2 separate regions of the Homo sapiens genome follow, and region 2 is linked to region 1. The links are chromatin contacts, found by Hi-C in ENCODE. All regions are on one chromosome and are shown on one strand. Each heading gives the region's core, a stretch centred on a gene start or an enhancer-like site at or near the end of the contact. The rest is flanking DNA. Distances are from core to core; before and after follow the strand shown. Region 1 has its middle 72 kb from the start of MLIP-IT1. Region 2 has its middle 17 kb from the start of TINAG.

The links. Hi-C counts contacts between places; a loop is a spot of excess contacts on that map. Pooled maps may share reads with other maps.
Region 2: a loop to region 1 is called in a map with no recorded cell type, with 2.0 times the contacts of the local background. The contact joins two enhancer-like sites. A Hi-C loop is called at or near these places in 4 of 37 single-sample maps with no recorded cell type and 3 of 50 pooled maps.

Annotation. Positions count from the first base shown.
Region 1 is chr6:53,925,309-53,928,008 of GRCh38, forward strand. No RefSeq gene overlaps it. Among named protein-coding and RNA genes, the nearest start is that of MLIP-IT1, 72 kb to the right of the region's middle. Within about 2 kb of position 1,388, at least 5 of the 41 ENCODE cell types and tissues checked have a DNase peak (open chromatin) inside an H3K27ac peak, as active enhancers do.
Region 2 is chr6:54,290,504-54,293,251 of GRCh38, forward strand. No RefSeq gene overlaps it. Among named protein-coding and RNA genes, the nearest start is that of TINAG, 17 kb to the right of the region's middle. Within about 2 kb of position 1,413, at least 3 of the 41 ENCODE cell types and tissues checked have a DNase peak (open chromatin) inside an H3K27ac peak, as active enhancers do.

The DNA of each region.
Region 1 (2,700 bases), core at 138-2,637:
TTTTTAGCAAGAAAATAATGTCTCAGTGGGTAAAATAGCCAGAGAAAAAATGAGAGGAAGTGAAATAATCAAAGTCATTGATAATGAATAGAGGGATTGGTAAGAAATCATAAAATGTCTGCCTAGATATTGTTTTTTTTCTGGAAAGTTTGGAGGAATTGTCCTGACTGACCCAATCTTTCTGTCTAAAAACATACTAGCTGGCTGTCAATGAGGTGAGCAGGCAAGGTGGGATCACTCGCACCAGCCTCTCATAGCAGCACTTCTGCCATCTCCTGTGAAATCTACCACACCCAACAAGACATGCTTAGTGAATGGGGTGGAGGCTGGGAAAATTCTGTGTCTGAGAGTTACTCTGAACAGCCAGTCCTTCCCTGGTAAAATGACTGACGCTTGGTCGGCCACAGTGGCTCATAGCTGTAATGCCAGCACTTTGGGAGGCTGAGGTGGGAGATCACAAGGTCAGGAGTTCGAGACCAACCTGGCCAACATGGTGGAAACCTGTTTCTATTAAAAATACATAAAATTAGCCAGGTGTGGTGGCGGGCACCTGTAATCCCAGCTACGCAGGAGGCTGAGGCAGGAGAATTGCTTGAACCTGGGAGGCGGAAGTTGCCGTGAGCCGAGATCGTGCCACTGCACTCCGGCCTGGGCGACAGAGCAAGACTGTCTTAGAGAAAAAAAGAAAGAAAATGAGTGATGCTCTGCCCTGGGCATGCTGCTGGTGTGTGGCAAGGCTGCAGCAGCACTCTCAAACAAGGGACTGCATTGCAGCTGCTTATTAATAGAAGGCAATTAGGGACATTGCCACTCAGTGACATCCATGGAGAGTTGCAATCTCACTTCACCATTGTTGTTGTCTTACCTCATCCAATTTTCCAAAGAGCCAATTAAAAAAAAAAAAGAGATAACTTTATTATGGAAAATTCAAAACATACAAAAGTAGAATCATCATTGACCCTCCTATAGCTATCACTCACCTTCAATAATTAGCAACACAAGACTAAGGCATTTAAAAATGCATGTTTTTAAAACATGTATTATGTTTTAAAATATGTCTATAAGAAAGTGCACAATGAAGCATTTTTTTTTAAAGCTCTGGAAAAGCAAGCAAATGTGCTTTTTAAAACTGCTTTGGAGTTACAATTTTTGAGTCAATATGCCAGTGGAATCATGCATATGGATATAGGTCTGAATCCCAGCCTGCCACGTAGGTATGGACAAACTAACCTCTCTGGGCCTCAGGTCCTTCATCTTTAAAATGGGGCAGTAATAGTCCTTTCAGGCTTAGAGTGAGGATTAAGTGGGATACATAAAACACGCTCTCAGGAAGTGGGTGGCTGCTATTATTACAGGTCTTGCTGTTTTTGTTGTTATAGTAGTGTTATTAGCACCCCTGCAATTCCTGCCACCAAGCCAACAGTGTGTCATCAGATGGGTATGTTCTCAGGAATGAGGACACACACTAGTTCTGATGGAGAAAACTTTATTTGAAAACTGTTTCACCTGTGGTTTTATATATAGACTCCTGCATTATGTAATGGGTGGTGATTTTAATTTGTCCTGTGTGCTTACTTAATGGTAGGTCTAGCAATGGTCTCATGGTAACCACCTCATTTTAACCAGACTTACTAACTAGCCATCCTTAAGGTAAAACTAGATCCTACCAAGAAACCATGAGACAGCTAGTTGAGAAAAGGGTCTCCTTTTCCAGAAAATGTCCCCCTCTTTGTCATATTCTTGGTTTTCTAGGTTCAGGTCTCTGGTGCTCATTTTGCCTTGTCTCTATTTCACCCTGGATTTTCATAACATCTCCTTTTTTACCTCTTGCTTTGTTCTGTCTCCTTTCTCTCAAAGGAGGCTTTCATGTATCAGAAGGAACGAGTCAATTTAAGACATGGATCATCCAGGGAGAAAAACCTGCTGGAACAAATAAATTAGTGCAGCCTGACGTGGGGCATGTAGAGAACACTCCCATCTTGTTGGAGTGGTTTCTTTTTTAAAAAGCAGACAGCTGGCGGGAAAGGGAAACCAGAAAAACCTGATCTGTTCCTTGTGTTCAGTGGGCTGTGTGGAAGATTGGAGATGAGGTTTTGTGTCTGGCAGTAGGCCAGAAGGATAGTGTAACTTTAGACTCTGAGAGTGGGCAATCATTGTGACAAGCATGGATTTTAGCCAAGGGCTCTTGAGTTCTGACTGGACAAGAACCTGACTGGGTCAATCCTCCAAGTTTCTTTTTTTTTTTTTTTTCTTTTGAGACAGAGTCTTGCTCTGTCGCCCAGGCTGGAGTGCAGTGGTGCAATCTCAGCTCACTGCAACCTCCCCCTCCCAGGTTCAAACGATTCTCCTACCTCAGCCTCCCAAGTAGCTGGAATTACAGTTGCATGCCACCATGCCTGGCTATTTTTTGTATTTTTAGTAGAGACAGGGTTTCACCATGTTGCCCAGGCTGGTCTTGAACCCCTGGTCTCAAGTGATCAACCTGCCTCAGCCTCCTAAAGTGCTGGGATTACAGGTGTGAGCCACTGTGCCTGGCCCCAAGTTTCTTTTGCAGCATCAACATTTAACTTCTAAACAAAAAACGAGCTGCCCTTTTTTACAGTAAGATAGTACTATGAACTACAGCAGCCATTCACTGAGTACTTACTATGCGCCCTACACTGACCTAGCTGAACACAGCCTCAGCTTTCCAGAACACCA
Region 2 (2,748 bases), core at 163-2,662, 370 kb after region 1:
CTAGTACACTATTGTACAAATCTGAATGTTGTTACTTTAGAAACAGAAGATGTAAAAGGTATTCGGTAATGGAAATTTTATATGATTGAACCAGACTTCATATTCTGCAGATTCTGTTGTTTTGGGGGGATAAAAATATGACAGAATCTAAAATGAATTCAGCTTGCATTGTGCTTGAGCTGTTGCCTATTCCTGTTCAGATAAATGTGTGTGTTACTGCTTAACAGTTAGTTGTTAGATGCCTAAACTAAGACTCTGAGTTCAGCAGCACGAGTTTTGCACCATGGTGCAAGAGATGCAGAAACAAGGAAGTACGTTGTGTTTGGCTCAACCTAATTTAGTGGTCTAAACTGTGGATGTCCTTCATACGAATAACCTAAATGTGAGAAAATATACTCAACCAGTATACTTATTATCATTTCACCCATAAACTGAGTCAAAAAAAGATAAATAACCTCTAAAAAGAGTACATCAAAAGATAAGGCTAATGCCAGAACCCACATTCAATTTTCGGATTCAAAATCCCAAACTCTCTCTTCTTGACCACACTGTTTTAAATGAGATCATTTCAGACATGTTATTTATATCTCTCTGTAATGTAAGGAATACACATCTCCACCGCCCCCCCATCCCTATTTTTTTGGTCCTTGGGGCTCTGAAACGTTTTAGAAAATGTATTAGTCTTCATTCTCACTTTATTTGCTTGTGAGAGTGGAAACACTTCTCCTTTCTCTCTTCTGGTGTTCACTAGAGCAGCTGCTCAAAATGAGTCAGCTTTCCCAGTCAGCTATGGTTCCTGCCTCATGGAGGGTAGGAAAGGACATACCATCTCTGTAATAACATGCCCAAAGTTGCCTGCTTCTGGTGAGAAACAAGGAGCCCTGTCCTTGTCTGGACCATCATGCTTTCCTCAACCCAGGTGCATCCGTCTCATGTAGTGTGTTTCATCTCATTTTCCTCATTCTGTTCTGATTGAACATCAACATTTTTGAATGGGTTGTTATCATCATCTCTGTGAGCAAATGGGATGTGAATACCCTGAGGATTCCTACTCATGAATACAAATGATTTTTTTATTCTACAAAAGGAAGAAATATGATTGCTGAATATTAATAGCCCTCTGAGAATTAGAATTTAAGATTACACAAGATCTGTTTAATGCTCTTATTATCCAAAGGTGAATGATTGGAAAGGGAGGGGCAAATCCAGGAAATAATTTGGAGAGGAAACTAATATATATTGAGTGCCTATTATGTATCTGGTATGGAAGCTTTTCAATTTATGTATTTTCAATTTATGAAGTCTCACTATTTGAGTAAAATTAGATGACAATTAAAAGTGCTCACCACCAATAAATGGGTTACTAATAATGTTAGGTTATTTTAGTCATTGTGGTTTCTTGAGTCATAGGAAGCTGCTCTCCATGTGTTACTTTCAGGGTAGTTAAGGTAATTTAATGCAAATGACCTTAAAACTGACACATGGAGAGCAGCTATGACTCAAGAAACACCTCCTACGACTCCGTGCTTGATAAGTACAAAATAAGTGCCAGGAAGAAAAGGCATGGTGGGATGGAAAATAGTGATAATTTTTATAAGTTAAAAGTGATGAGGAAATGAATAGCTGTTGTACAAGTGTATGGGATAACTCATTTTTCAATAAGAATAAATCCAAATGACATATCACAAATCATGACATTATACAGGAAGGCCCTGTGTCTGTACTATTGAAATTAATAGGGAAGAGATGAGGAAAAAGAGACTGGAAAAATGAAATTTTTGAGTAACTGCAATAGTTGTTTTTCAACTTATTTCATCTTGTTCTATACAAATGAAATCATAGATTCTTAAGATGAGATATAGAGAAGAGCTTAATTTTTATTTTTTATAATTTTTACTTCCAGGTGATTCTAATCTTCAGCCAGCATGAAAAACACTGGATTAGGAGTGCTGGAGTGAGATTATGAGTTTGCAAATGAAAGGGTTTTTAAGCATTGAGAGTGTGCTGATGACATAAATATGGGATGATTCCCCCAAGTTAGTGATGATTCCATAGGCTGAAAGCCCCTTCAAATTCTCGCATTAAAACAAGTGACAAGGCAATAGATGCTGTTATCACATGCCATGAGTTCCCTTTCACTTGTGTAGAGATCATTGAGAAAGTGTCTGATCTTATTTACACATTTGTTCTTTATTCTGTTAATGTGGTGAATTACATTGATTTTCTTTTTTTTTAACGTTCATTTTAGTTTCAGGGGGTACATGTACAGATTTGTTGTATAGGTAAATTGCATGTAACTGGGGTTTAGTGTACAGATTATTTCATCACCCAGGTGATAAACATAGTCCCTGATGGGTAGTTTTTTGATCTTCATCCTCCTCCCTTCTTTCACCCTCAAGCAGGCCCTGGTATCTGTTGTTCCCTACTTTGTGTCCTATGCACTCAATGTTTAGCTCCCACTTGTAAGTGAGAACATGTGGTATTTGGTTTTCTGTTCCTATGATTTTGAATTTGCTGAGGATTATTTTATGTACAATTGTGTGGTCAATTTTAGAGTATCTGCAATGTGCACATGAGAAGAATGTACATTCTGTTGTTTTGGGGTGTAGAGTTCTGCAGACATCTATTAGGTCTATTTGGTCAAGTGTCAAGTTCAAGTTATGGATATCTGTTAAGTTTTCTGCCTCAATCATCTACCTAATACAGTCAGTGGAGTATTAAAGTCTTCCCACTGTCATTGTGTACTTA